2 separate regions of the Homo sapiens genome follow, and region 1 is linked to region 2. A link is a loop called in an ENCODE intact Hi-C map of the cell type or tissue named here. Cell type or tissue: endothelial cell of umbilical vein. All regions are shown on one strand. Links, peaks and the distances in the headings refer to the core of each region. The heading gives the core; the rest is flanking DNA. Region 1 has its middle 330 kb from the start of SGO1. Region 2 has its middle 480 kb from the start of SGO1.

Region 1 (16,464 bases), core at 5,155-13,154, 150 kb before region 2:
TCACTGTTAATGGATATCTAGGTTGATTCCGTATATTTGCTATTTTAAACAGTGCTGTGATGAACATACGAGTTAATGTGTCTTCATGGTTTCTTGTATAGTTTCCTTTGCTGTGCAGAAGATTTAGTTTAATTAGTTTCCACTTGTCACTTTTTGTTTTTGTTGTGTTTGATTTTGGAGTCTTCATTATGGCAGATAATACAGGGTTTTCTAGGTATAGTATCATGTTGTCTGCTAAAAGAGATAATTTGACTTTCTCTCTTCTTATTTGGATGCCTTTTATTTCTTTATCTTGCCTGATTCCTTGGGCTAGGACACTCTGTACTATTCTGAATAGGAGTGGTGAGAGTGGGCTTCCTTGTCTTTTCTCAGTTCTCAAAAGAATTCTTCCAGCTTTTATCCATTAAATATGATGTTGGCTGTGGGTTTGTCATGGATTGCTGTTATTATTTTGAGCTATGTTCCTTCATTGCCTATTTTATTGAAGGTTTTTAACATGAAGCCACGTTGAATTTTACTTAAAGCTCTTTCTACATCTATTGAGATGATCATGTGTTTTTTTGTTTTAGTTTTGTATATGTGATGAATCACATTTATTGATTTGCTTATGTTGAACCAACCTTGCATCTTAAGAATAAAGCCCACTTGGTCATGGTAGACTAGCTTTTTGATATGCCGCTGGATTGTGTTTGCTAGTGTTATGTTGAGGATTTTGTGTATCTATGTTCATCAGGAATGTTGGCCTGAAGTTTTCTATTTTCACTGTGTCTCTGCTAGAGACTCAATATGTTGGCCTCACAGAATGAGTTAGAGAGGAGTTCTTCCTTCTCGTTTTTTGGGAATAACTTTAGTAGGATTGGTACCAGCGCTTCTTCATATGTCTGGTTGAATTCCACTGAGAGTCTTTCTGGTCCAAGGCTTTATCTGGTTGGTAGGTTTTTTATTATTGATTCAATTGTGGAACTCATTATTGATCTGTTTGAGGTTTTAGTTTCTTTCTGGTTCAATCTTGGGAGATTTTATGTTTCCAAGTATTTATCAATTTCGTCTCTAGGTTTTCTTGTTTGTGTGCCTACAGGTATTTACAAGAGTTTCTGAGGGTTTTCTGTGTTTTGTGGGTGGCTGATGATGTTCCCTTTGTCATTTCTGATTGTCTTTATTTGGATCTTCTTTCTTTTTTCTTTATTAGTTCAGCTAGTGGTTTATCAATGTTATTTGTCCTTTCAAAGAACTGTTATATTTGGTTTCATTGATCTTTTGTATGGGTTTCCTCATGTCCATTTTATTCAGTTCAGCACTGATATTTGTTACTTATTTTCTTCCACTAGCTTTGGGGTTGGTTTTGCTCTTTTTTATAGTTCCTCAAGGTGTGTCATTAGATTGTTAATTTGAGATCTTTCTAACTTTTTGATGTGGGTGTTAGCACTATAAACTTTCTTCTTGAAACTGCTTTAGCTGTGTTCCAGAGAGTCTGGTATGTTGCAACTTTGTTTTCATTAGTTCCAAAGAATTTCTTGATGTCTGCCTTATTTCTATTCTTCATTCAAAAGTCACTCAGAAGCACATTTTTAAATTTCCATGTAATTGTATGCTTTTGAGAGATCTTCTTGGTATTGATTGTTATTTTTACTGTGCAGTGGTCCAAGCATGTGGTTAGTATGATTTCATCTTTTTTGAATTTGTTGATAGTTGTTTCATGGCTGAGTGTGTCATTCATGTTAGAATATATGCCATGTGCAGATTAGAAGAGTGTAGATTCTATTTTTGTCAGGTGGAGTATTCTGTAGATATCCATTAGGTCCATTTGGTGAAATGTTGAGTTTATGTCCCAAGTATCTTTGTTAATATTCTGCCTCAGTAATCTGTCTAATACTATCAGTGAGTTGTTGAAGTCTCTTACTATTATTGTGTGATTATCTAAGTATCTCAAGTCTCTAAGTATGTGTTTCGTGAATCTGGGTTCTCCAGTGTTGAGTGCATATATATTTAAGAGAGTTAAGTCTTCTTGTTGAATTGAATGCTTTATCATTATGTAATGCCCTTCTTTGTCCTTTTTGATCATTGTTGGTTTAAAGACTGTTTTGTCTGAAATAAGACTAGCAACCACTGCTCTTTTTTGTTTTCCATTTGCTAGACAGATTTTTCTCAACTCTTTATGTTGAGCCTATGAGTGTCCTTGCATGTAAGATGGATCTCTTGAAGACATCATACAGTTGGGTCTTGCTTCATTATTCACTTGACACTCTGCCTTTTAAGTGGGGTGTATGGTCCATTTATATTCAAGGTTAATATTGATATTGGTGGATTTGATCCTGTTACCATACTGTTAGCTGGCTGTTATGTACACTTGACTGTGTAGTTGCTTTATAGTGTTAATGGTCTATGTACTTAATTGTGTTTTTGTGGTGGCCTGTAATGGTCTTCTGTTATCATGTTTAGCACTCCCTTAAGCACCTTTTCTCAGGCCAGTTTGGTGGTAATAAATTGCCTTACCATGTTCTTGTCTAAAAAGGATTTTATCTCTCCTTTTCTCATGAAACTTGGTTTGGCTGGATAGGTTTTGTTCCTTTTTTTAAATACTTTTTTCTTCATTTTGGTCTGAGTTGTTTCGAAGAACTGGTCATCAAGCTCTGAGATTCTTTTTTTCCTCAGACTAGTATACTCTGCTGTTCATACTTCCAATTGTGTTATAAAAAATATGCAATGCTTTACAAATTTGCATGTCATCCTCACACAGGGGCCATGCTGACCTTCTCTGTATTTTTCCAATGTTATTAATAGTATATGTGCTGCTAAGGTGGGTACTACATTCTTTTTCACAGCTATGTAGTATTCCATGCACCATATTTTCATTTTCTAATCCACTGTTCATGGACACCTAGGTTGGATCCGTATATTTGCTATTGTGAGTAGTGCTGCAGTGAACATACAAGTATAAGTGTCTTTTTGGTAGAATGATTTATTTTCCTTTTGGTATATACCCAGTAATGGGATTGCTGGGTCAAATGGTAATTCTATTTTAAGTTCTTTGAGAAAATTTCAAACTGCTTTCCATAATGGATGCACTAGTTTATATTTCCACAGTATATAAGCATTTCCCTTTCTCCACAACCTTGCCAGCATCTGTTATTTTTTGACTTTTCAGTAATAGCCATTCTGACTAGTGTAACTCATTGTGGTTTTGATTCCCATTTCTTTGATGATTAGTGATATTCATATGTGTGTCAGTCATCTGCATATCTTCTTTTGAGAAATGTCTGTTCATGCCCTTTGCCCATTTTTATTAGGGTTATTAATCTTTTGCTTGTTGTATTGTTTAAGTTCCTTATGGATTCTGGAAATTAGACCTTTGTCAGATGCAATGTTTGCAAATATTTTATCCCATTCTGTAGGTTGTCTGTTTTCTCTGTTGATAGTTTCTTTTGCTGTGCATAAGCTCTTTAGTTTAATTAGATCCCACTTGTCAATTTTTGTTTTCATTACAACTGCTTTTGAGGACTTAATCATAAATTCTTTGCTAAGTCGAATGTCCAGAATGGTATTTTGTAAGTTTTCTTCTAGGATTTTTACAGTTTGAGGTCTTCCATTTAAATCTTTAATCAATCTTAATTAATTTTTGTATATGGTGAAAGGTAGGGATCCAGTTTCATTCTTTTGCATATGGCTAGGCAGTTATCTCAGTACCATTTATTGGACAGGGAATCCTTTTTTCATTGTTTATTTTTGACAGCTTTGCTGAATATCACATGGCTGTATGTGTGTGGCTTTATTTCTGGTTTCTCTATTCTCTTCCTTTGGTCTATATGTCAGTTTTTGTACCAATATTATGTTGCTTTGGTTACTGTAGGCTTATAGTACAGTATAGTTTAAATTCAGGTAATGTGATGAATCTGGGTTTGTTCTTTTTGTGTAGGATTGCATTGGCTATTTGACCTCTTTTTTTGGTTCCGTATGAATTTTAGAATATTTATTTCTAATTATTTGAAAATTGATGTTGTTTAATAGGGATATTGTTAAGTTTGTAGATTGCTTTGGGCAGTATGGCCATTTTAGCAATGTTGATTCTTCCAATTCATAAGTGTGGAAGGTTTTTCCATTTGTTTATATCATCTCTGATTTCTTTCAGCAATGTTTTTAAATTCCCATTGTAGAGATCCTATTTGGTTAGGTGTATTTCTAGATATTTTATTATTTTTTGGTGGCTAGTATAAATATAATTGCATTCTTAATTTGGCTGTCAGCTTGAATGTTATTGGTGTATAGAAATGCTGCTGATTTTTGTACGTTGATTTTGTATCCTGGAACTTTACTGAAGTTGTTTATCAGTTCCAGAAGCCTTTTGGCAGTCTTTAGGATTTTCTAGGTATAGGATTATATCATCAATGAAGAGAGATAGTTTGACTTTTTCTTTTCTTATTTGGATGCTTTTTTTCTAGTGCGTGATTGCTCTTGCTATCACTTACAGTGCTATGTTGAATAGGAATGGTGAGAGAGGACATCCTTTTCTTCTGCCAGTTCTCAAGGGGGAAATCTTCCAGCTTTTCCTACTCAGTATGATGTTGACTAAGGTTTTGTCATAGATGGCTGTTATTATTTTGAGTTATGTTCCTTCATTGCTTAGTTTGTTGAGAATTATCATGAAAATATATTAGCTTTTATTGAAAACATTTTATGTATCTATTGGGATGATTGTATGGTTTTTGTTTTTAGTTTTGTGTATATGGTGAATCACATTTATTGATTTGCTTATGTTGAACCAACTTCATATGCAAGAAATAAGGCCTACTTCATTACGGTGAATTAACTTTTTGACGTGCTGCTGGATTCTATTTGCTAGTATTTTGTGGAGGATTTTTGTATCTATATTCATCATGAATATTGGTCTATAGTTTTCTTTTTGTATTGTGTCTTTGCCAGATTTTGCTATCAGGGTAATTCTGGCTTCACAGAATTAGTTAGGGTGGAGTCCCTCCTTCACAATTCTTTAGAACAGTTTCAGCAATATTCTTACCAGCGCTTCTTTGTATGTCTCTATATTTTGGCTGTGAATCCATCTCGTCAAGGGCTTTATTATTTTTGGTAGGTTTTTTATTACTGATTTAATTTCTGAAGTCAATGTTGATATGTTCGGGGTTTCAAGTTCTTTTCAATTCAGTCTTTGCAGGTTGTGTGTTTCCAGGAATTTGTCCATTTCCTCTAGATTTTCTAATTTGTGTGGACAGAGGTGTTCATAATAGTTTCTGAGGATCCTTTATATTTCTGTGAGATCAGTCGTTATTTCTGATTCTGCATGTTTGGGTTTTCTCTCATTTTTTCTGTGTTAATCTAGCTAATGGTTAATTGATCTTGTTTATTTATTCTTTCAGAGAACCCACTTTTGCTTTATTTGATCCTTTGTATGAATTTTTGCCTTTCAATTTTGTTCAGTCTTGCTCCAATTATAGTTATTTGTTTTCTTCTGCTAGCTTTGGGGTTACTTTGTTCTTGTTTTTCAAATTGCTCTAGATCTAGTATTAGATTGTTAAATTGAGGTCTTTCTAACTTCTTGATGTAGGTGTGTTTGCTACTTTTTAGATGTCTATTAGGTCCAATTGCGCAAGTGTTTAATTTAGGTCCAGAGTTTCCTTGTCAGTTTTCTGCCGCAATGATCTGTCCAATTCTGTCAGTGGAATGTTGAAATTCCACACTATTATTATGTGGCTGTGTAAATACTTTTGAAGGTCTAAAAGTACTTGTTTTATGAATCTGGGTCATCCAACGTTTGGTGCATATATATTTAGAATTGTTAAGTCTTCTTGTTGTATCGAATCCTTTATCATTATATATTACATTTCTTTATCTTTTTTTACTCTTGGTTTAAAGTCTGTTTTGGCTGATATAAGAATGGTGACCCCTGATCTTTTTTTATTTTCTGTTTCCATAATAGGACTATGTACGTAAATTTATTTTTGTGGTAGCAAGTATCTTTCTTTCATTTCCGTGTTTAGAACTGCCTTAAGAATCTCTTATGAGGCTGGCGTAGTGGTAATGAATCCCCTTAGCATTCGCTTGTCTGAAAAATATTTTATTTCTCCTTCTCTTTTGAAGCTTATTTTCGGGAGAAATGAAATTCTTGGTTAGAATTTCTTTTCCTTAGGGATGCTGAAAATAGGCCTCTAGTCTCTTCTGGCTGTCAGGTTTCTGCTGAAAAGATCATTGTTAGTCTGATGGGGTTTGCTTTGTATGCGATCTGACCATTTTCTCTAGCTGCCTTTAAGATTTTTTCTTTAGCTTTGACCTTGGACAGTCTGGTATCTATATGCCTTTGTGATGTTTGTTTTGCATTGTATATCACAGGTATTCTCTTAATTTCTTGTGTTTGGATGTCTATCTCTATAGCAAGATAAAATAAATTTTCTTGAATTATTGCCTTAAATATGTTTTCCAGTTTGTTTACTTTTTCTCCTTCTCTCACAGGTATGCCAGTAAGTCTTAAGTTTCATTGTTTTAAAATTTTCAAAAAAATTTTGACTGAATGTGCTAGTTTGAAGAACCAGTTCAAGCTCTGAGTTTTTTCAGTTCCAGAAGCTCTGATGCATTTCTTTTTAAGATGCGTCTCTCTTCCTTCTTTTCCTGAATTGTTGAGAAGTTTCTCTGTGTTGATTTTTAACTGTCTTGGATCTCATTAAGCTTTCTTGCAATCCATGCTTCACATTTTCTGTCATTTTTGAGTTTTCATTTTCTTTAGGGACCACTGCTGCAGAGCTGATGTGATTCTTTGGTGGTGTCACAATATTCAGGTTTTTCATGATGACAGAACTCTTGCCCTTTTTCCTTGTCATCTCGAGACACTGGCACTTCCAATTTATGTAATTATTTTCATGTGTCTTTCTTTCCTTTTTTTGTCTTTCACTTTTCCTCTTTGCCTATGGGGTGTGACTGTAGAGAGTGTTGGGTAGAGTCTTCTGGCTTTGCTTCTACAGTCCTATGCACTTCTGTCAGCAGGTTTTATATTGGACTGTGCAGTTTGACCTATAGGTCAGTAGATGGCGCTTACAGATAAGAACTGGCTATGGCCAATGTGGATGAGTATATACTGGATCTTTTTTTACTGGGAGACTCTGTTGAGAGCCAGCCTCAGGCAATGGGCTGATCCGTGAAGTGAACAGTGGCCTGAGCTCCCTGATAAACCCTGTAGGAAAGGATGAAGATAGGCAGGGCCAGATTAGGTAAGCCTGCCTACAGGTTCCCTGATGGCAGGCACAAGCACCAGCACCAAGAAGGAGATCCAGTGAGTGGCCACCAAGTTTTCAGAAGTGGGCATAGGCATGGAGCTGGGGAAATCTCTGGCTTCAAGTCTCTGCATGAGGGTGGGGCAGCCTAAACTCCTGTTGCAGAAGAATGGGTGTTCCAGATGTCTGGAGATCTTCCTGGGCGTGGAGCATAGAGGGTCCTGCTGCACCACAATCTCTGCACAGGAAGGGTGGGGAGATTCAGGCTGCTAATCCACGTGAGCAGGTGCTCCAATGCTGGAGATATGCCTGGGCATGGAGCAAGGAGGTCCTCACTTCACTATAGTCTCTGCGAAGTGGAGTTCAGACTGCTGATCCAGGTGGGTGGGTGCTCTGAATGCCAAGAGCTTCTTAGCAGACTTTATTACTTTCAGACAGTATAATTACTGTCAGAAATACTATAAATGGCAGGGCATGCTGTGTATTGTGATTCCAGGTGGTGCCTTTTATATGATAGTCTAATTTAGTCTCTATGTTAACGGAATCCCAGGAGTTGTACAGGGCCCTGCTTTCCCAAACTTATATGGCAGCCTTCACACTGTTGAGGTCACTGTGGCCATGATGTTACTTCCAGCTTTCCCATAATTAACTGCTTCCTGCTCCAGGCTCTTTTGTATTTACTGATGTTTTCTAGAGCCACTTTATTCCTATGACTTATTTAGAATCCAGTGTTTGTTCACCACTAAAAATACTCTGTCTTTATGACCAAGAAGAGTAAATGTTGGACAGCAGTGTTAGATATGATGATCACACTGTTTATTTTTGAAGTGTTTGGAGACAAACCTTGATGGAGGCAGAACGAAGAGTAAAAATAATTTGGCCTAAGGATTGCTAACTGTGTAACCTTGGGCAAGATGCTTAAACTCTTTAGAGCCCTTAATTATGTTATATGCAGAATGGAGATAATAATGTATTTGCTTTTCTTTTGGTGAAGATTAAATGAGATAATAGATGTAAAGTGTTTGAATCAGGGTCTAACACTTATTAGCAGTATGTATTAGTTGCTCAAAAGTTATAAGTTGTCTTCTTATCATCCTTTTTATCTTGATTGTTGAAGTTTTTAAGTTTGATACATTAAAGATTTCATGTCTTTTTTGGGTATATTAAGTCTTTTATCATAATGTCATGTTCCTTTCTGTACTTAGTAATTTTTTTTCTTTTCTCTGAAGTCTACTTTATCTGCTATTCATATAGCTATATAGCTTTTTTGTGATTGTTTTCATGGTATATATATTTTTCTTCTATTTACTTTTTACCTACTTATATCAGTATATTTGAAATGAATTTCTTGTAGACAGCAGATAGCTGAGTCATTTTGAACTATATTCTGATAATTTTTTTAATATAAAGCATTTATATTTTAATTGGTGTCTTTAAGCCCTTCATATTTAATGTAATTTTTGATGTCTGGATTTAAGGCTGCCACTTTATTGTTTTGTTTGTCTTGTTTTTGTTTCTCTCTTTCTCTTTTCTTACCTTTCTGTGGGTTACTGAAATAATTTTTAGTGTTACATTTTTCCTTATCTGTAGTGTGCATATATTTCTTTGTATATGTTTTAAAAATATTTTTCTTAGTGATTGCTCTAGATATTACCCTATATTCCAATTTAAAGTTGCACTAAATTATATACATAAAGCTCAAATCAGCCTACTCCAAATCTGCTTCACATTTTCCTCCCATCCTACTGGGCCGTGGGGAGAGATAAGTATACATTCAGTGATATGTATAAGCCTTCTCAAGTAAGTGTGTAAATTATATAATTGAGTGTGTATTTTAAACTAGAAAAATAATGTGTCATTGTAAAAATAAAGGGTAACTCCTTCTTATTTGCCGTTTCCCATTCTTTTTGATACTTATCTATACATATAATCATATGAAAATCCTTCTTTTTTTATTTTTTGCAGACAGGGTGTCATTCTGTCACCCAGGCTGGAGTGCAGTGGCGCAGTCCCGGCTCACTGCAACCTCTGCCTCCTGGATTCAAGCGATTCTCCTGCCTCAGCCTCCCAAGTAGCTAGGATTACTGGCGTGTGCCACCAAGCCAGCTAATTTTTTTTTTTTTTTTTTTTTTTGAGACGGAGTCTCGCCCTGTCACTGGTCTGGAGTGCAGTGGCACGATCTCGGCTCACTGTAACCTCCACCTCCTTGGTTCAAGCGATTCTTTTGCCTCAGCCTCCCAAGTAGCTGGGACTACAGGTGCACGCCACCATGCCCAGCTAATTTTTTTATTTTTAGTAGAGGTGAGGTTTTGCCATGTTGGCCAGGATGGTCTCGATCTCTTGACCTTGTGATCTGCCTGCCTGAGCCTCCCAAAGTGCTGGGATTACAGGTGTGGGCCACCACGTCCAGCCTAAGTAAAATTTTTTATTTGATTTATTTTCAGTGTTCAAGAGCCGGGGCACTGGCAGATTTCATGACCAAATATTAGAACCATGACAACTCAGGAAACCAAGTCTATTTCCTCTTAAGTACCACCTATTTAGAGTCAGAAGGAACCTCCGCTGAATTTTGTAGGAATTATTTCCTTGCTTTAAAAAATACTGTCACAACTTTTTGTGCCTTAGTAAACAAAATAGTCCATTTTTTGCCTGTTTTTGAACTATATACAAATGAAAACATACGTTTATTTTGTATTTTGATGGTTTTGCTCAGTATTATAGCTATGAAATTCATTCATGTGGTTTTGAGTAGATATAAATCAATAGGAAAAAGATACATAGCTCAATAGGAAAATTGGAAAAATACTTAAATGGACATTTCAAAAAGAAGGAAATTCATTGGTTAAAAGTTATATTTAAAAATATACCACCTCATTTGTAATCAGGAACATGCAAATGAAAACTACTATGTAATACATCCACCAGATTAAAAAAAATGGAGCAACACTATGTGTGAGGATGAAAAGCAGTAAGAATTTTTTTTGTGTGTGTGTGGGTAAATTGTGTAATTTCATAGGAAGACTGTCATGTTTACTGTCTGTCCTCTGTGTGGGAGCATCTGTGTGCAGACACAAGCACAGCAGTAGCAGGACTTGTGAAGCCTGTGGCCATGTACTTACCCCTTTCTCTAAGGAAGATGTAAGGACTTCAAAATAAGCTCATTTTATTATTGTTATTATTATGCTTTAAGTTCTGGGATACATGTGCAGAATGCACAGGCTTGTTACATAGGTATACACATGCCATGGTGGTTTGCTGCACCCATTAACCTGTCATCTACATTAGGTATTAAGAGCAGTAAGAATTTTTATATACTACTGATACGTGCAAAATTCAGTACAACCGTTTTGGAAAATCCCCCTGGCATAATGCTGGGTAATATACCAGAAATTCCTCTCTTCTGTATATAATATAGAAACACTGGGGTATATGTAAATCAAGATTCTTGTGCAAGAATATTTGTAATAATATTTTTCACAGTTGCTCCAAATGGGAAGGAACTGGATAAATCAATTGTAGTAGATTCATAAATACAAAACCATATGGCAACAAAAATAAGCAAGCTACATCCACTTTAGATTTCTGTGAATCAAATTTATTGCTTTCTTATCCATTTCATCAGTTTTCTACTGTAGTGACATTTTGGAAACTTACTTGAACTAACATAAACTATAGAAATTTTTTATTTTGCATATTTTGAACCTGATGGTTTACCATATATATACTAACTTCTTAAATCAAGTATTTTATGGCATTTGTTTCAGCTTGAAGAACAAAGCAAAGTAGAAAAATGTAGTGCTAGGTTCATTGGCTCTCACCAGGTCAGCACAGTGCAATCCTGCCTGACATGCACTATGACCTATTTGCCTTTGCAAAAGGTCACTGGGAATTTCAGAAAACAAAATGCAGGCAGAGATCAAACTAGTAGGAAGAATTCAATGGAAAGGGAGAACACCAGCCAATTTGGCATTATGTTGAGAAGCTATACCTATACCTTTTTTTTTTTTAAACTTGTGATAGGGCATAAAAGCTGGTGAATGGGTTTTAAACTCTTAGAATCTCCCTCTCTCTTTCTTTTTCTTTCTTTCTTCTTCTTTTTTTTTTTTAACCATGAAGAGTTGAGGAGGAATGGGGATAAGGTAAGTGCTCCCTCCCTAGCCCCCCAAAATCCTGGTGGAGCACTAAGCATTCTACAGCTGGTTTATACTTAGAAGATTTCATGCAAAGCTTATGGAAAGTAACCTGATATTACACCACAGCTTTCTTCAACATCAGTCTGCAACTGTTCCAACAGCAGTGCATGTTTTCAGGGATGATTTTATGTAACTAGGCATTGCTGTCTGGCAAAGCTCTGACATGATGCCTCCTCAAGTTAGTTCTAACTAATTAGTGTTAGAGATAGTAATAGGAGCAATTTGCTCACCTGCTTTTGATAACATTTGCCAAGTTTTCTAGGCATAAGTACCAGACTTAAATGGCAGCATACCAGGATTATAGGCATATTGGAGAATTTCAATTATATTTCCAAGGGAGAATTTGGCTTTCAAACTCAAGCTTCCATTTGTCTCAAAGTATAAAATCACTGCACTGCATAGTAAATTTGTTGTAGTGCCTTTTGAAACGGAGGAAATTCAGACTATTAAATGAAGATTCACAGAAGTGTCTACTAAGTGATGCCCCAATAACTGTCTGCCTGATTTTATACCCTCTCCTTTGCTTGATCCAAGGTCCACTCCTCAGCCTGCTTGACTGAGACATCTGTAGCTAATCTGAGTTCACTTAGCACTCCCCTTCTGGAGTGGAGGGTTTAACATTAGTTTACCAAGTCTGATCTTAACACTTGTGGATAAGTCTCCTGCAATATGGACCAAGGTTATTTAGGTCCTGAGTGCTTGCTCAGTGTTGGATTTTAGGTCACCATATCCTCATCAGTCACTGGGTCTTCACTTTTCCCATCTGTAAAATGAAGAAATGGGACTACATGGCTCTTACATCTAGATTGGTTAACTTAGACCTGAGCTTGTTTTTGGACATGAGGCTTTTTCTTTCTTTCTTTCTTTTTTTTGATAGAGTTTCACTCTTGTCGCCCAGGCTGGAGTGCAATGGCACAATCTCGGCTCGGCACAATCTCGGCTCAGTGCAATCTTGGCTCAGTGCAATCTTGGCTCACTGCAACCTCTGCCTCCGGGTTCAAGGAATTCTCCTGCGGCAGCCTCCTGAGTAGCTGGGATTACAGGCATGCACCACCGTGCCCAGCTAATTTTGTATTTTTAGTAGAGACAGGGTCTCTCCATGTTGGTCAGGCTGGTCTTGAACTCCCGACCTCAGGTGATCTGCTGGCCTCGGCCTCCCAAAGCGCTGGGATTACAGGCCTGAGCCACCGTGCCCGGCCCTGACATGAGGCTCTTTACTCCTGTCTTTACGACGCTAAGTTCTTCCATTCAGACTGAGACTCCTCAGTCTGGAAAAATACTCTAAAGAGCAAAATCCCCTAATATTCTGCCTTATCTTGGTGAAACATTTCATTTCATAAAGATCTAGCAAGTCTTGCATTAGAGTATATCCTGAATATTCACAAAGACAGCTAACACGGACAACAGTTTAAAATGTTACTTTATATTTTTAAGATTGGGAGTTCCTAACTTTAGGCCCATGGACTGTGAAATTTGTGTCTGTGTATATGTGTATGCACACATTTTTAAATTGTCTTTTGGAAAAGAGTGTCTGGTGCTTTTGTCAGTGTCTTTACTGAAAGACTTGAGAACCTCTGAATTGAGGTGTGAGTTTTTTGCATATTAGAAAGGCAAACGTTTAGACACAGTTTCTAAATTTAGTTAATGAACTGTATATTGAGCATATGGAGGCATATGTTAAGCAAAAATCTTCCTACTTTCTTTTCAAACTTCAGTATTTTAATTTTAATGTAGCAAATATTTTCATGATTGAATTTATTTCCCATCAATATTGGTTTCTATCTCCACTCCATTTTCCTTCCCGGCCTTACCTCTTTCTTTCTCTTCCCCATTGTTTCTTTGACCTTCTTTATTCTTTTCTTCTTATTGTATTCCCTCTCTCTCCTCCCTATCCAGTTTTCTTTTCTATATCTCTTGTCTCAAATGGTTTTACAGCAGAAATGACACGTTCTTCACTATTGTATTCTCAGTCCCCAGGAGACTTCCTGGTATACAGTATTATGCCATTTAGTAAATAAATATATGAGTGAGGCATCCACAATGGATGCTGTTCTTATTCTATCAATTATGAGACAATCAGATTGAATCTAGGAGAGTGTTGCAAGTGTTTTTCAAGAAGGGTTCTGAGTGATCTGTGGATCAAGAAAGTAAGATTTGCTAAAAGTCTTTCCACATATGAGAAAATCCCCTGGGTTTTGAGATGTTTATTTTGGTAGGCAGTTTCCAAGATGGCCTCTAATGGCTTCTGCCTGGTATTCACACCCTTTTGAACCCCTTCCCATTGTATCTAATGGTCTCTGTCTAAAAGTCACACCCTGTTGTGACCCCTTCCCATTGTATCAGCATCAGACTATGTGACCAATAGTGTATAGGAGAATGATGGTATGTCATTTCTGCAATAAGTAACTAATACAGTTGTTGAATGACATGTTTGGGTGGTGACAGACAAGTTAATGATCTGATATTAGCTCATAAAGCTGAAGAACATCTACTTTTGCTTTTGCTGATTAATACTCAGGTTGGGGCAGTCACAAATCTTACAACTATGTTATGACCTTGAGGAAATAACTTTCCTCTTTGGAATTTCATTTTATCATATGTATAATGAAAAACATAGACATTCTAATACTATGTAATTTTTCTAGTATAGTGTATGTGGAATTTATTAGTTTTTTGGTTGAAAACCTGAATTACTGGAAAAAAGGAGCACCTTCTTTAATAGATATTACATTCATTGATGTTGACTCTGAATTTTAAGTTTGGATTAATGTGCTTTGAGAACTTCATATTGAGAGTCTGATATCTTTTGCTGATATTTTTGACGGGTGAAATTATTTTGTTTAAAACAGTAAAGAAAAGAGGGGAAAAAAGAAAAATGGCATAGGGTTGTTCACACCATTTTATGAGATTATGTGGCATGACTTTTAAATTTTTTTAAATTTCAGTAGGATTTTGGGGAACAGGTGGTATTTGGTTACATGAATAAGTTCTTTAGTGGTGACTTCTGTGATTTTGGTGCACCCATAATGCAAGCAGTGTACACTGTACCCAATGTGTAGTCTTTTATTCCTCACCCTACTCCCACCCTTTCCCTGAGTTCCCAAAGTCCAGTGTATCATTCTTATACCTTTGCATCCTTATAGCTTAGCTCCCACATGAGTGAGACTATACAATGTTTGGTTTTCCATTTCTGAGTTACTTCATTTAGAATAATAGTCTCCAATTTTATCCAGTTTGCTGCAAATGCCATTATTTCTTTTGCTGTGCAGAAGCTTTTTGGTTTAATTAAGTCCCATCTATTTATCTTTGTTTGTTACATTTGCTTTTGGTTTCTTGATCATGAAGTCTTTGCCTAAGCCAGTGTCTAAAAGGGTTTTTCCAATGTTATCTTCTAGAATTTTTATGGTTTCAGGTCTCAGATTTAAGTTTTTGATCCATCTTTCGTTGATTTTTGTTGCATAAGGTGAGAGATGAAGATCAAGATTCCTTCTTTGTGTGGCTTGCCAATTATCTCAGCACCATTTGTTGAATAGGGTATCATTTTCCCACTTTATGTTTCTGTTTGTTTTGCCAAAGATCAGTTGGCTGTAAGTATTTGGCTTTATTTCTTGTTTTCTCCTCTATTCTGTTCCATTGGTCAATGTGCCTATTTTTATACCAGTACCATGCTGTTTTGGTAACTATAGCCTGGTACTATAGTTTGAAGTTGAGCAATGGGAGGTCTCCTTTTTTTTTTCTTTTTGCTTAGTCTTGCTTTGACTATGTGGGCTCTTTTTTGGTTCCATATGAATTTTAGGATTTTTTTCTAGCTCTGTGAAGAATGATGGTGGTATTTTGATGGGAATTGCATTGAATTTGTAGATTGCACTTGGCAGTATGGTCATTTTCACAATATTCATTCTACCCATCCCTGAGCATGGATTCTGTTTCCATTTGTTTGTGTCATCTGTGATTTCATTCAGCAATGATTTGCAGTTTTCCTTGTAGAGATTTTTGACCTCCTTCACTAGGTATATTCCTAAGTATTTTATTTTATTTTTTGCTATTGTAAAAGGGGTTGAGTTCTTGATTTGATTCTCAGCTTGTTTGCTGTTGGTGTATAGTAGAGCTACTGATTTATCTACATTAATTTTGTATCCTGAAACTTTGCTGAATTCATCTACCAGCTTTAGGAGCTTATTACATGAGTCTTTATGGTTTTCTAGGTATAAAATCATATCATAAACAAGCAGCGACAGTTTAACTTCTTTTTTGCCAATTTGATTGCCCTTTATTTCTTTCTCTTGCCTGATTGTTCTGACTAGGACTTCCAGTACTATGTTGAAAAGACGTGGTAAAAATGGGCGTCCTTGTCTTGATTCATTTCTCAGGGGTAATGCTTTCAACTTCTCCCCGTTCAGTATAATGTTGGCTGTGGGTTTGTCATAGATGGTTTTTATTACCTTAAGATATGTCCATTCTATGCCAGTTTTGCTAAGGGTTTTTACCATACAGGGATGCTGGAATTTGTTAAATGCTTTTTCTGCATCTATTGAGATGATCTTGTGATTTTTGTTTTTAATTCCGTTTATGTGGTGTATCACATTTATTAACTTGTGGATGTTAAATCATACCTGCATCCCTGGTATGAAAGCCACTTGATCATGGTGGATTATCTTTTTGGTATGCTGTTGGATTCGGTTAGCTAGTATTTTGTGCTCTTTCAGACTTTTTGATGTAGACATTTAATACTATGAACTTTCCTCTTAGCATTGCTTTTGCTGTATCCCAGAGGTTTTGATAGGTTGTGTCATCATTATCATTCAATTCAAAGAATTTTTAAATTTCCATCTTGATTTCATTGTTTTCTCAATGAATATTCAGGAGCAGGTTATTTAATTTCCATGTATTTGCTTGGTTTTGAGGATTCCTTTTGGAGTTAATTTCCAATTTTATTCTACTGTGGTCTGAAAGAGTACTTGATATAATTTTGATTTTTCTTAAATTTACTGAGACTTGTTTTGTGCCCCATCATATGGTCTATCTTGGAGAATGCCCCATGTGCTGATGAATAGACTGTA
Region 2 (16,464 bases), core at 4,792-12,791:
CTTCCTTCCTTCCTTCCCTCTTTCTCCCCTTCCCCTTCACCTTCCCTTCCTTCTTTCATATATATGGCAGGGAAAAATACAAATATGGCAGGGAAGAACATATATATATATATATATATATATATATATATATATATATATATATATTCATATAGCAGGAAAAATATATATTTTCCCTTTTTTTTGTAAATTGTTTGCAAAATTTCTTCCATTATTACTCTGGTTCTAATACTTCTAAAACACATAATTAAACATTTACTTTTCTGTCAACATCTAGAATTTTCAATATCTATACCATAGTCCAAATGCAAATTTTAATGAGCTTTTGGTTTTCTCTTCTTTTCTTCACCCATCACAATTATAAAAATGGACTTACCTGAAGTTAATTTGAGAAAGTTATTTACACATATTTAATGGCTATATAATAAAAATTTAACTTCTTTGTTTACCTTGCCTCTCTTTTCATCCTTTTGGATTAATTCTTGCTGGGGTTCCTCTGGTACTTTGCTTTCACTCTTGAAAGTTATATTATCTGTACATAGAATTTCATTTTAATGTCACTTACATCATTGATACACTCATTTTAATGTATTCCTTTATGCATTAAGAGTTGTGAGCAATAATTTAGGCCTCAGTCAGTTTCTTATTCTTTTGTAGTTAATCTACATCATCTGCCACACATATTATTCACGGGTCTTTTAGGGTTAATTTTTTTTCTTTGATGCTTTACCTTTTTACTGAGATATATTTAGGTGTGGATTTGGAAAACACATTATATAGCTATACATTAAATATGATTAATTTACAGGCTTTTATCTTTTTATTGTTTATGACTATATATATTCATTTATTTAGATACGTTTATGTAGTAGAGTTGTCTCTTCTTTCTCCATTTTGTTCTTTTGAATCTTATATTAACAAACCTCTGTATTAAGGATAAACTTTAAAAAAATTTTAGAAAGATATGGAACCAACCTAAGTGCCCATCAACCAACGAATGGATAAAGAAAATATGGCATATATACACTATGGAATACTACTCAGCCATAAAAAGGAATGAAATAATGTCTTTTGCAGCAACTTGGATGGATCTGGAGGCCTTTATTCTAAATGAAGTAACTCAAGAGTGAAAAACTAAATACCATATGTTCTCACTAATAAGTGGGAGCTAAACTGTGAGGACACAAAGACATACAGACTGATATAATGAACTTGGGGACTGGTTGAGGGGGCAGTTTTTAGGGGGTGAGTGATAAAAACCTATAGGTACAGTGTACACTGCTTGGGTGATGGGTGCACTAAAATATCTGAATTCATCTCAAAAGAACTCATCAAAATAAGTTTTGGGGTAACCTGTACACCAAAAACTACTGACATAAAAATACAAAAATTTTTAGATTAATAACATACAATAAAATGGACAAAGCATAATTGTGCAGTTTGATGAGTGTGACAAATATTTAACACCTGCATAACTAACATTCTAGTCAAAACATCAGAGATATTTAGCATTCCCAAAAGTCTCCTGTGTCCCTTTCCAGGTGATCTCCCTTTTGCCCAGAGGCAGCCACTGTTTTGATCCATAGTTAGTTTTGCCTGCTTCTGAGTTTCATATGAATAAAATCATATAATGTATCCTCATTTGTGTATGTTTTATTTCTCTCAACATAATATTTTTGAGTTTCATCTGTTTTGTGCTGTGCACCAATAGTTCCCTTTTATTACTGATTGGTAATCAGAAATTCGTACTGTATGAATATAATACAACGTACTTACCCATTTTCTCCTGATTAACATTTGGATTGTTTCCAGTTTATGATATTTGATGATTGCTGCAATATGTCTATTATGAAAATTGCAAAAAAAATTGTTTTGTACAAATCTTTTTGAGGACATGCAGTTCAGTTTTCTTGGGTAGGCAGTTCAGAATAAACTTTCAGGGTCATAAATTAGGTATAAATTTGTGTAAAAAACTATTACACTTGGGCCGGGCGCAGTGGTGCACGCCTGTAATCCCAGCACTTTGGGAGGCCGAGGCAGGCAGCTCACGAGGTCAGAAGATCGAGACCATCCTGGCTTAAACGATGAAACCCCATCTCCACTAAAAATACAAAAAATTAGCCGGGCGGGCGTTGTGGTGGGCGCCTGTAGTCCCAGCTATTCAGGAGGCTGAGGCAGGAGAACGGCGTGAACCCGGGAGGCAGAGCTTGCAGTGAGCTGAGATCGCGCCACTGCACTCTAGCCTGGGTTACAGAGCGAGACTCTGTCCCAAAAAAACAAACAAACAAAAAAACAAAAAACAAAAAAAAGAATACTAAACTTTTCTAAAGCAGTTGTACTATTTTTAACATCCATCCGCAATAAGAATTCTACTTACTCACATCTTCACCAACATTTGAATTTATAATCTTTTAAATTTTGTGTATATAGTGGTTATCTCACTGTGGTTTTGATTTACCTTCCCTTGATGAGTAATGTTGAGCATCATTTTATGTGCTTACTGACTATTTTTATACATATATATATATTTGTAATGTATCTCAAATATTTTGCCCATTTTTATTGGCACATTTATCTTTTAATTACTTATAGACATCGTTTATATATCCTCCATACAGATCCTTTTTCAAATAATTTTGCCAATATTTTTTCCTGATTGATGACTTACAATTCTTTTTCATTTTCTTAATGTTATGAGTAATGAGAAATTTTTTGTTTTTATGAGATCATGAATTTTTTCTTTATAGTTGCCACTTTTTGTATTCTAAGAAGTCTTTCCTACTATAAAGTTGTAAAAATGTTTCTGTATTAACTTCAAAGAAACTGATTAGTCTTGATATTAGGGCTTATAATCCAGATGTTATTTTTTGCATATAGTGTGAGATGGGAATTGAGGTGTTTTATTTTTCTCCACAGATATTCAATTGTTTCAGAGTCATTGTTGAAAAGATGTTTCTTTTCCCATTGCATTATAATGGTGCATATGTATGTGTATATCTGGTTTTATTCTGTTCCATTTATCTGTTTGTTTATTCTTATGCCAATCCTGTACTCTTAATTACTGTAGTTTTATAGTAAGCCTCACAATTAGGTAGTGTAGGCCCTCCAAATTTGTCCTTGTTTTCAAGATGTTTAAGGCACATGCTTTTCAGTTGATGATTGTGATGAAAGCAATTTCTTTTAGAATATTTCTGAAAATATGAATTGTATTGATTCTAAAGTTCTACCTGTTTTCTCTACTTACTCTGTTTTCAGGACAGGCACTTAGGAACACTTGCTCTAGTGCACATGAGAGAGATCTTTTTTGGAGGTGAGATGCAACCAGTGGTTTCCATTTGGGAGCACCCCACCCTCTTTCTCATCCTCTTTATCAGTCTAGCTTTTCTGAGAGGCAAAAACGCTGCCATACTCCATTTTCTCTGAAATTGGCGTTTCCTCAGAGTGTGATGCTTTCGGATTCAGATTTGTTCCTGGGAGAGAAGAGGTCTTTGAACTTCGGCTCAGGTGGAAATCCTTGTTTCTCTGGGCTTCTGCTGTCATTGGAGAACAGACGGTCATTGTTGTACTTGAAGGAGGATGTTCAGGGCTTATATCACCTTACCTCTCCTGGCCCACTAAAAGAGGAAGGAGGTTTGTTTCCTTTCAGGTATGCCCAGGACTGAAGAGTCTTCCTAGGATGTGGGAATTTCAGTTTCCAAACCAGGAAAACAGGCAAACTAGGACCAATTGCTCACCCTACCCAGGTGTGGTACCAGGTACTGTAGAGACAGCATAACCTGCCTGGTCACCTCCCCTTATTTGAATGTTTATTATAACTAAATAATACATAATTTATATAATATATTTATTATTAGTTAACTATAGCCTTCCTTTTATTATTAATATAATTCTGTATTAATCCGTATGCATAGAGCAGGGAAAACAAATAGAAATAGTGGCAAAAGTATTTATGTACTTAATATTAAACATGACTTTCATAATTTAGCATTTCATTCCTGATAGGGTTAAGGATCACTGACAATCCAAGGTGCTTCTGAAAGAGCCAAGTTAGATGAAGAAACTGGAATTATGTGTCTTGAGCCGAATGCACCTTAATAGCTACACAGCCGTGAAATCTGGAAAGGCAGAGCTGCCGTATTTCTTGGGACTTATAAACCAACAAACGTCCTTCCTGTGTGTTGCCTCTTTCTCCCCTTTCCTTCTGTAGCCACTCTTCTATTCTTTATTTTTAATTTATTATTTTAACTTTTATTTTAGGTTCAGGGGTAAATGAGAAGGTTTGTTATATAGGTAAACTTATGTCATGGGGGGTTGTGTACAGATTATTTCATCACCCAGGTATTAAGCCTAGTACCCAGTTATTTTTTCTGTCCCTCTCTTTTCTTCCACCCTCCACCCTCTAGCAGGCCCCAGTGTCTGTTGTTTCCCTCTTTGTGTCCATGAGTTCTCATCTTGTAGCTCTCACTTGTAAGTGAGAACATTCAATATTTGGTTTTCTGTTCCTGCATTAGTTTGCTAAGGATAATGGTCTCCGGCTCCATTCATATTCCCACAAAAGACATGATCTCATTCTTTTATATCTCTGCATAGTATTCCATGGTGTACATGTACCACATTTTCTTTATCTAATCTGTCATTGAGCATTTAGGTTTGATTCCATGTCATTGCTATTGTGAATAGTGCTACAATGAACATTCACGTGCATGTGTCTTTATGGTGGAATAATTTATATTCCTCTGGGTATATACCTAGTAATGGAATTGTTGGATTGAATGGTAGTTCTGTTTTTATCTCTTTGAGGAATTGCCACACTGCTTTCCACAATGGTTGAACTAATTTACACTCTAACCAACAATGTGTAAGGCTTCTCCTTTCTCCACAACCTCACCAGCAACTGTTTTTTTTTAAACTTTTTAATAATATCCATTCTGGTGTGAGACGATATTTCATTGTAGTTTTCATTTGCATTCCTCTAATGATCAGTGATATTGAGCTTTTTTTCATATGCTTGTTAACAGCATGTATGTCTTCCTTTGAGAAGTGTCTGTTCATGTCCTTGCCCACTTTTTAAAGGAGTTGTTTTTTTTCTTGTGTGTTTGTTTAAGTTCCTTATAGATGCTGGGTATTAGACCAGTTTCAGATGCATAGTTTGCAATTATTTTCTCTGTAGGTTGTCTGCTTACTCTTTTGATAGTTTCTTTTGCTGTGCAGAACTTCTTTAGTTCAATTAGGTCTACTTGTCCATTTTTTTGTTGTTGTTGCAATTGCTTTTGGAGATTTTGTCATGAAATCTTTGCCCTTTCCTATGTCCAGGATGGTATTGCCTAGGTTGTCTTCCAGGGTTTTTATAGTTTTAAATTTTACATTTAAGTCTTTAATTCATCTTGAATTAATTTTTGTATATGATGTTTTTCCATTTGTTTGTGTCATCTCTGATTTATTTGAACAGTGTTTTGTAATTCTCATCTTAGAGATCTTTCACATTCCTGTTTAGCTGTATTTCTAGGTATTGTATTCTTTTGGTGGCAATTGTGAATGGCATTGCATTCCTCATTTGGGTCTCTGTAGCCTTTCTTCTTTCCTTTCTTCCTCTCCCTCTCCCTTTCTCCATCTCTCACTATTTTCTTCCACGTCTTTCCATTCTTCTTCTGTTCCTTCTTTCTCTGTGTCCTTTATTTTGAGAGTCTACAGGGAAAAGTAATTCCCAGAGAAGCTGTACTTGTGGCTGTTACTAACATCCCAAAAATAATATTGAAGGGTCTTTCACATGAAAAGAGTCTCCATAAGCTATATCTGTTAAGCTAAAGAAATTTTAAAAAATCAGCAATGCGTTTTTCTACTGATCTCTGATTCTATTGACAAAGAGTTTTGGCTCCTCAGAGCTTCCTGCTCCAGAGCAAGGCGCAAGCCTGGCTCACCAGACTTGCAGGGTTTTTGCATCCTGATACCCTATCATTAATTCTCTTTTTCTCTCCTTCACTCTCCTTTCTTTTTCATGTGGCTGGCATTTGCTTTTCTCCATACTAGGAAAATAACTATGTAGGAACACAGAAATCTACTCTACAGAGATGCCAAGAGATAACCTAATGCTCCTTCATATGTTGTGGAGAAATATCTATCTCCTTTCACCTCTGCACCGAAACCTCTTCCCTTGTCTGGGTTGTCTAAATTCTCAGGACAAGTACCACAGGACAAAGCAGTCTCCTTATTAATAGAGACACCCATCTTTTTAAAGGATTCAGAAATTTGTGGCAACTATGGAGATCCTTTTGGTTTATTACTGGGGATCACTTGTTTTAGTAACTTTTTGGTTTTGCTTGTAAGTATTTGCTTTCTTTCATTTCCCCATTCATCTCTTTTCTTTCCCTGAGGGTAGTCATTGCCTGAAACTTTGATGTCTTGGAATATATGGACATTTCACTTCTACTTCCTCAGAGGTAGGCTGATTTCCACATGCTTCTCTCTGTGTCTAAGTATTTGAGAGGAATTGAGAAATGAGTCATGAGCCTGATTAGATTCAAAAGGAGGAGGTATAGATAACACCTCACTACTCGATGAGTGCCAAAATATTTTTGGACATATTTTAAGACCGTCATTGGGACTTTAATCACAGTCCCAGAGGAGAGGAAGACCCAGACTGAAGGGGATTGCAGGGTGAGTAGAAGGTGAGAGGCACCAATTAAACACAGATTAATTTTATAATTAAAGTTAATAAAAAAAACTTAAAAATTTGAATAAAAAGACACTGAGAATATAAACAGATTTCAGTCCCTCAAAATTGGCACAGCTGATTTGAGTCTGCATTTGGAAACCATAACTGCACATTCAGCCTTTGAGTCAAGTATCTCAAAATATCTTCCAAGTAGTAAGATATTTTGAGTAAGATTTGTTTTTTAAATTGAGTTTCCAACTCCTAGTGCAGTAAGTGGAAATGATTAGCACACCTATTTAACACATGGGGCACAAAGAGGGTAAATAAATGTCTATGGCTTCTTAGTGAGGTTCTGACAGTGTCAAAAATAAAAGCAATACTTGTGATTAGTCTGTTTGGTCCTTCTATGTGAAGAGACATGCACATGAAAAGCAATCAAATCGTGCTTTCATAGAGTATTGTTCTAATTTCTTCAACAATTTTTGATTTTTTTTCTAACTTTAAGTTCTGTTTTACTTTAATAATAACCTTCAAAATTTATATGTACAAAATATGCATTTCACATATATTTATATATCATTGAAACTATGTGTTGACATAGCTATAAATATTCAGCTAATACCATATATTGAAAGAATAAGCAGAATTTTGCAACATAATAAATCCATCAATATCTTTTAGACTCAGCAATTATTTTTCTTTTTCATTATTTAGTTAAAGCTCCCAAACCTCCGTTAAATAAGCATTTTAAAAATGTATTTGTCATAAAATTTATCACAAATTGATTTTGGAGAACTAGAAGGTAGGTATCAAAGGTGAGCCTGAATTGCTTGCATTGTGCCTGGAAGGGTGCTGCTAGCTCACCAAGAGTTACAAAAAAAGAAAATTAGATTTAAAAAAATGTTTAAATGATATGCAAATGGCAAGTATCATTTAGCTGTAAAATATGTAAGCCCAAAACCTATCCTTATTGCTGTGAGCTTAAAGAGCAATGTCTTTCCCAAAAATTAGTTTTAAAGAGATTTCTCAGTGTCTTAGGGTGAAAACAATATTTGGAAGCAGTGAGGTAGATGAGATTAACTGAATTATTATTTAATATATATGATTTAAACTCAAATTTTGAAGCATGACTCACATCATTTTATTAACTAAGTGACTAAACCAGACTTAACACTTTGTTATGCCACTGAATAGTGGATGTTTTGGAACTTAAGAAGGGAGAAAGAATATCTGTGTCAGAGGTTGGAGTGTTCCTAGGGAAAGAATAACTCAGATTTCTACTCATTTTGCTCTTAGCAGATATGCTTTAAGATTCTCTTTAAGCAAGGTAAATAGAGGAAACTGAGTTAGCTATTTTAAAGAAGTTTAAAAAGGCCAGAAGGAAATCAGTTTTCACAGGTAAAATAGCAAACCGTGGTTTCCACTGTTAATATTCACTCCTTATCTTATTTTCCCCCTGTATTTCTTGATTAGGAGAAAAGCTATTTAAAATGCTGAAGAACTTTATAAACTCACTTCTACCAGTTACACAAGATCGTGGTTAAGGTGACACACAGCACCGACAAGAATGGCTAATTATGTCAAATTATAGCTTTTAAAATGCCAAATGAGACCTCATTTCAGATTAGGTCCTGTTCAGACCTCAGCTGGATTTCTAGTAGAAAACCTACCGTTTAAATTAGGTTGGAAATTTTAACTAGGGAAGGAAGAAACAGATTTCTGCAAAAGGACATGAATTAATGTCAGATATATGGTATAATCTCTTACATGGTCCATCTCCAACTGTAACCATTTATAGACTCTAAGAAATAACTGCAGAATCATTATGTAAAAAGGGTTGTTTTTATTCCTGTACCCAGGGGTTCAGTTTTCCTCAAAACTTTATCTAACACTAAGTTTAGTATCTTATAGATACATACTGTTTCAAGTTAGTTATTGCTATGAAACAGAACACTTCAAGACCTAGTGCCTTAAAACAAGATTTATTTATTATTTCTCAAAATCTATGGTACAACTGGGCAGTTCTGTTATCTAGGCTGGGCTTGGCCGATATCAACAGGCCTCAGTCCCGTGACTGCAGTGATCAGCTGGGGGCTGGCCAGTCTAGGAGGGCCTCAGCTGGGGTACTTGGCTCTGTTGGGTCCATCTAGTGGTAAACCCAAGTTTTTCTGATGCTTGTGGCAAGATTCCCAGAGAGATTGTGAATCTGTGCAAGGTCTCTTGAAGCCTGGGCCTGGAGATGGCATCTGGTGATTTCTGCTGCTTCTATTAGCCAACGCATGTCACAAGGCTAGCCAAATTTAAGGGGGGCAGAAAGAGAATCCACATCTTGATAGGAAGAGATGCAAAATCACATTTCAAGGAATGTATAGACAGGGAGAGGTGGAGAATTGGGGTCATTTTCCCCCTAATCTTCCAAAATATTCTCTTTTAAAAAATCAAATTGCCCACTATCATGTAAAGCCTTTGCATGCATTCTTTATTTTTTTTTCCCAGCAAGACATGCACCTATTCTTTCCACAATTTCTTCCACAATGTGTATTTTTTTCACAAATACCTTCAAATACTTGCTCTTATTCCTAAAAAAAAAAAAGTGATTATCAGCCTGAGCCCTCCACTTTTTATTGCCATCATTTTCAAGTTGCACAAACACTCTCTTGAATATGATGAACATTCATTTGACATTCCTAAGCAGGCTTACATTAATTTTAGTTCCCCACTGAATTTCAAACAGGAGCCTCCACATTGACATTAAAAATATTAACATCTGCAGTGGCACTGCAATCTGCTGAGGCGTGGATTGTTGCTCTGACTCGCCACATCTTTCCACTTGTTCTTTTTTTAGAAAGAGCAAAGCAGAGGGATTTGGCAGGGCTATTCAAACTGCCACTCAGAGCAGCTCTAGAGAAGGAAGGCTAGCCTGGACCCTATTGCGTTCTAGTTGGCAGCAAATCCTTCATTCAAGGTCTTTCTGTGGAAAGGCAATGCTGGCTTGTCCCCTCACCCACACTGACGTCTGTCCTGTGTGTCAGAGATAACTTTCCAGCCATGAAATGGCAGCTACTATTAATTTTACGAAGGCTTCTAAAACAGCTTTTCTTTAATCTGTTCTTTTGCCCCAAGTGAGATTTTTTCCCTCTTTGTTGTTTACAATAATGCAGTCAGTGAAAAGAAGCCAAGCTTCTGATTTAGGTGTGGTGGGATAAATTTGTTCAAAATATGTTTAAAAAATTGAGTCTTTTGTGCCCTTTGTGGACAAGGCAAACTATAATAGGGAGAACTTCCTTCTGAAGCTCTTTTCCACCCCTTTCAGCCTTGCTTATTTTTATCATGTCTCATCACCATTATTACCCATTATATTTATATCTGTGTTTAGCAGGCAGATTTGCTTGGTGTCTATAAAGGTGTAATGAGCAATTTGGGTTAATGATTTTCTGCAGCTGCTCAAAACAGTTGGTACTAACGTCATCGTTTATGCCTTCCAAAAGAAATTCAAGCAAGGCATCAGATGTGCACCAAATTGGCTTTGCCTGTTGAATGGAGGAAGTAGAAGCATAGACAGTGGTGGGATGTGTGTGAAATAACAATTCATGCATCTTTCATTTCCTAGTTGGATGAATGCTAGCAGGGAGCCTCTCTCATAAAAGAATCTTTGGCCTTGGGAGAAAAATCTGGGTTCAATATTTCTACTCAGCAGCATATGAGCTATGTGACCTTGAGCAATTAGTTTAACTTTCCTGAGACTCAGTTCCCTTCTCAGTGAAACTGGGAATATGGAATATCTCCTAGAATGGTTTCAGCATTAATTGACGGAAGTGTGTAAAGCATAGTGTACAGCAGCACATAGGGGTTGTTACTGGGATAAATTTTTAGAGGTGTTTTCGTTAGTTTATGTGCCCAAATGCAAATCAGGAAATCTCTCCACATATATTGACAGCAAGTTATCTTTTAAAAGATCTCTCTTACTGATGTTAGTTCACACTTTGAGTTTTCCCCCTTCTCAATTCCTGGTCCCTCCCAGGATAAATGCAGCATAACTTAATGACTATTTTACATTGTGTGGGTTATCTTCATATATTAGGAATCCAATACTTGACAGAAAAGTAATTTAAATTTGGCAGCCTGCAGACACACATAGAAACAATTCTGGATAAAATCTTGAAAGAGATGTTGATGCTGAATATCCTCCCAGCCTTGACCACCTCTCTCCAATCTACTCATGATGAGTGTGAATTCTTCAATACCCTCTTATTCAATACCTGTTCCCGTCTTTATGATAATCTGTATTCTGAACTCCACTTGATTTCCTCGTGTCGTAACTTGATCTGTGCACTTCCCAATGGTAGAAACTATGCCTACCCATCTCTAATTGACATCTGTAATCCAGAGCCAAGCATATATTGGACCCATAATCACTACTTCTTAAATGGGTAGACATGACTGTGAGCAGATTGCCAATCTGCCCAGCTAATTGGAGCTAAAGGGTTAATTAGTGTAAATGATTTCATGGATTGTGTATCCCAGTCTTCAGATTTGCCTTCTGGCTGTCACCTTACAATGTCATAATCTGTGGAAGTGGCAGATGGTAGGAAAGCTTTGTAACCCTGGGGTGGGCCTTGTGGGTGGGTGAGGTGGGCAGGTATTTCTGGACATGTAACCTTGATAGGCTGTTCTCAGTTTTGTGAAAGCTGAAGGCACACACGCGTACTTCTTAGATTGAAGAAATAGAAATTATTGTCCCCTACTATCACCCAAAATGCTTAGAACATTTTAATTCCACAGTTTCATAAATGCTATGAAAACTAATGACAAATATTTACTGAGTCCCATCTTGGCAGACAGTGGTGAAAGGGCACAGCATATGCAATTTTATTTAATCCTAATAAACAATCCTTTATGCAGGTTCAATTTTTAATTTCTCCTTTGTGTGTGGGGAAAACAAGATACAAAGAGATTAATAAATTGCATACAAAGTTACAGTAAGTAAATGGAAGAGCCAGGAATCAAATCCAAATATTTTGGTTCCAGGTTACATGTTGTTAACTATCACACTCTAATGGATAAGAGCACAGAAAAATCTGCATATTTTCAGATAACGTTAAGCTAAACATTTCCTGGAAACTTGGAGGGGACAACAGTGTGATTAATAAGTTGTTGTAGGTCTTTATGGCAACAGTGGGAAATATAGTTACACCATAAGAATTGAGAATGCACACATATACTTTCATGTAGAAAAAACCTGGAATTACTAAGGGCAGTTCCCAGAGACAGTGTCTCTGGCTTCTGTAGGGCAAGAATGTCAGGATATACATACAAATATGTTTGGGGTATAGTGTAAGTATTTTCAATAGGCAATTGGGAGAAGAGTTTTCACCATGAGACAAACTGGCGACATCCTCATGAAAGTAGAGAGCTTGACAAGGATACATACCTAAATAAAACGCCCACCCTAGACCCTAAGGATGTGGGTGAGAGAGTTCTCTCAGTTAGGATAAAGATTCCCCTGAAGAAGTAATTCTTGGTCCAATGTGGCTCCCACATAAATGATTAACAGGGCCCTCGATTTTCTTGCCAGCGGGTATTACTACAAAGACTTTAACACGGAAGACAATTTCAGTTATTACGACTGCTATCAAATCTCTCACAATTTCTGTGGGTCAGTAATTCAGGAGTGGCTCAGCTGTGCAGTTCTAGTGTAAAGTTTGTAATGAGGTTACAATCAGACTATGGTCAGGACTGAGGTCATTTCACTTATTCCCTCTGGTGTCTCGTGTTGGGATTGGAAAGACAAACAGCTGGAGGCTAGATGGTGGAGTGGTAATGAGATGGAGCAGGGACTCCTTAGCAGAGACCCCTGCTGGCACCCTCCCCCCCAACACACACCCCACCCAAAGCATAGAAATAAAAGAAAATCTTGAATTCCTTCAAGGGAAATTTCAGGCCCTTAGCTAGCCCTCAGAGGTAAATGAGTAACTTGATAAGCAAGAACGTAATAGTAGCTTAAAACAATAGTCAAGGATGTTAGAGTCATGAGATGTTTGGTTCCTGATAGAAACTAAAGATAATATGTTAACATATGTCCCTGAGTTGCTTTTCAGAAACCCAGACCCCCACCAAATGAATCCACTGGCATGTAGACTTCACATAAGGGGGACTTGAGTACTGAACTCTAACTGTTGCTCTTTGTTCTAATTTTTTTCCTGAAGGGCATGGAGGAAGTCACGTCCCTGGGCCAGACCCAATGTTCTTTTCTGCTGACCTCAAACCTTTAGAAAGCTTCCCTTCCTTAACCAATGGCAAATCAGAAAATCTTGAATCTCCCTGTGACCTGTAAGCTCTCGCTTCAAGATATCTTGCCTTTTTAAAGTCCAAACCAATGTGTAACCTCCATGTGTTGATTTACAATTTTGCCTGAGACTTCTGCTTTCCTGAAATTTACCTCTGCCTTTAAAAACTCTTGCTTGCAAGCCATCAGGGAGATGAAGTCTTAAGTGAGAGCTGCCTGATGCCCCTTGCTTGGTGTCCTGTAAATAAAGTCCTCCATTCTTCTACTGCAAAACCTCCATGTGGATGTTTGGCCTTACTGCACAGGGTGAGTAGATCCCAGTTCAATTTGGTGACAGTAGGTCCAATTTGAACCAACTCACAAGGTCTAATTATTAAACATTCAGGAATTTTGTGAGATGAGCTTTCAATTGTTGAAGCTTGAAATTGACCATGCACATAAGCAAATGCTACAAATGAAGGCTTCTTTTTTCCCTCAGAAAGCTGTTTTATCTACTCATCACTAGGACTAGAATATTAGATGTTCCTTGGGCATCTCTATCTTTATGTGGTTTCTCCATGTAATATCTCCAGGATGGTGGGTTCAGTGTAGCTGGACTTCTTTTACACACCCTCCAGATTCAAGAAGAGAGAATACGGACTCCGCCTCTCAATGGGGGAGTGTTGATGTCACATTGTAAGGATTAGCATGTGAATAGGAATGCTTGTTGAAGCTACCTTGGCAAAGACAACCCTCACAAAGACTTTTTCCATTTTTCTCTTTTTTTACTGTTTTATGGTTATACAATTAATGCTTATTGTAATAAATTATATAAGAAGTTAAAAATCACCTGCCTTCACCATGAAATAAGTAGCATTATTGTTTTGATAACAATCCATTTGCAAATCTCTTTGTGAATACATATATACATAATTTTGAAGGAATGAGGTTAAGTCATAAACATTGTTTTAATGTTTAGTGTCATAGGAACTATTCTACAGTTTTCTCTTTGGTTTCTTCTTCTTCTTTTTTCCTCCCTCCCTTATTTGTGCCTTGCTTATCACACTTACAATATGCCAAAAAAATCTCTAAATCAAATGATAAAGGCTCTGTTAGTTTCCCAATGCTGCTACAACAAATTAAGCTTAAAGCAACAAAAATGTATTCTTGCACAGTTGTAGAGGCCAGAAATCTGAAATCAACATCACTGAGCTGAAATCAAGGTGTAGTTAGAGCTGTGCTCCCTCTGGAGGCTCTAGGGGAGAAAGAATCTGTTGCTTGCTCCTTCCAGCTTCTTGTGTATACTTGCATTCCTTGGCTTGTGGCTGCATTACTCCAATCTCTGCCTTCATAGTCACATTGCCTCTTCTGTTTTTATCAAATCTCCCTCTGCCTCTCTCTTGTAAGAAAACATGTGATTGCATGTAGGGCCTACCAGGATAATCCAGTATGATCTCCTCATCTTGAGATCCTTATCTTAATCACGTATGCAAAGTTTTCCCATAAAAAGTTTTATATATAGGTTTTAGGTATTAGGACCTGATATCAAGTGGCCATTATCCATTCCACTACAAAGGCCTAACTTACTCTTTTTAATTATTTCTTAATATTATACAATATAGAAGTTACAATTAATTCAACAATGTCCCAAATAATGGCCATTTATTTTTATTGCCTAAAACATTTTTAAAACTTTATAAGTTATAAGAACAATAAAAAATTATCCTTAACTTTGCTTCCATTGCCTTTCCAAAGTACAACTAATTGTATATCCATTCATAATTTCCATGTATATACAGGTGAATATGTGTATATATATGTATGCATATCACTTTTATACAAAGAGGAAAAGTCATACATGTATTTTTGTTAGTTTTTAAATGTATTTATTTTACTAATCTTGGAAATTTTTTCCTATCTGCATATATAAATCATATAGATCCACCATAATCACCATAACCAGTTTCCTATTAATGAGTATTTAGGTTGTTTCACTATTTTTCAATTATAAACATTGCTGCAATAAATACTTAAATATGTGTATCTTTACACTCTGTATCCTTAAAATAAATTTTTAGCAGTGGAAATGTTAGACTAAGTGATATCTATCAACATTTTAATGTTGATAGATATTACTAATTTTCCTTTCAAAAAGTTACACTAATAAGGAAAATGTTAAAGCTATTTTTAATAGTCATATAGCTTTAGCGCGAGTAAAATGTGATTCTGCCCATAGCTGTTGTAGATGCTTCAGAGTAGACATTAAAGAGACACTCAAGGCTGGGCGTGGTGGCTCATGCCTGTAATCCCAGCACTTTGGGAGGCCAAGGCAGGTGGATCACGAGGTCACGAGATCAAGACCATCCTGGCTAACACGGTGAAACCCCGTCTCTACTAAAAAAAAAAAAATACAAAAAAGTTAGCTGGGCATGGTGGTGGGCGCCTGTAGTCCCAGCTACTCGGGAGGCTGAGGTAGGAGAATGGCGTGAACCTGGGAGGCAGAGCTTGCAGTGAGCCGAAATCATGCCACTGCACTCCAGCCTGGACAACAGAGTGAAACTCCGTCTCAAAAAAAAAAAAAAAAAAAAAAAGAGTCACTCAAGAATTTGTAAGAGCTCTCTAAGCAGAGAATGTAGTAAGGAGGGTATTTGATGGAGAGGGAATAGGAGGAACAAAAGAACAAAGATATGGAAATATGTGAGGCCTTCAGGGAACAACTTTTTGATTGTAAAGAGGAAAATGAAGTATTAATAAGAGATATTACTATCTTAATTACATTTAGTAAATACTTGATAAGCACATGGCTAGAAGCCCTAAGCTTCCATTAGATTTAAGTTTCTTAGGACAAGTGAAGCCAGCTGCTGCAACAAACATTCCCTAATATTAGTGGCTTAACCAAATAACAGCTTACTTATTTCTCTTATTGTCAAGGTGTAGGAGGGAAGGTTTGCTCTATCCAGTCCTTCAGGGATCCAGCATTCTTTCATGCTGGGGCTCCACCATCTCTAACCTGTAGTATCAAGGTTGCTCTGGTGTCATTTTGTTGTCTAGTCAGCAGATGGGTCAAGGAAGAGGGAACATGATAAAGCCCATTCACCTTTAGCTGCCTTATTAATTTTTCCTGCATAATGAGTTATGCCAGAGTTTATCAGGATGAAACAACACACGTTTATAATCTCACGTTTCTATAGGTCAAGAATCTGGGCATGACTTGAATGGGTCCTTTGTTTCATAGTCTGTCTTAAGGCTGCAATTAGGTTGTCATCCAGAGCTGAAGTCTCATCTGAAGGCCCAAATGAGAAAGCATCTTTATTCAAGCACACTTGCACTTACATGGCTGTTGGTAGAATTAAGTTCCTTTAAGGCTGTTGGACTGAGGGTATTAGTTACTTGCATATGAGGCTCTTCCAACATGGCAGCTCACTTCAACAAACTTGGTGAGAGAGAGCATCTGCTAGCAAGAGGGACATGATGCTCTTATATAATGTAATCATGGAAGTGACTTTGATGTATTTAATTGGGTAGAAGAAAGTCACTAGACAATCTC

What was found. Hi-C counts contacts between places; a loop is a spot of excess contacts. Peaks named below come from ENCODE experiments on the same cell type or tissue, not always from the same donor. Only the 100,000 strongest peaks of a DNase experiment are listed, where the experiment ranks them.
Region 1: it touches region 2 in a loop (15-fold over the local background); 4 of 110 quality-filtered maps call a loop at or near these places.

What each region holds. Positions count from the first base shown.
Region 1 is chr3:20,504,952-20,521,415 of GRCh38, forward strand. It overlaps the pseudogene RNU6-815P. Among named protein-coding and RNA genes, the nearest start is that of SGO1, 330 kb to the left of the region's middle. In endothelial cell of umbilical vein, for the core only: a CTCF peak has its summit at 7,031 (motif pointing right); a DNase peak (open chromatin) is centred at 7,030.
Region 2 is chr3:20,659,811-20,676,274 of GRCh38, forward strand. No RefSeq gene overlaps it. Among named protein-coding and RNA genes, the nearest start is that of SGO1, 480 kb to the left of the region's middle. RefSeq lists an enhancer at 9,232-9,401. In endothelial cell of umbilical vein, for the core only: no CTCF peak of the experiment used is centred there; a DNase peak (open chromatin) is centred at 8,781.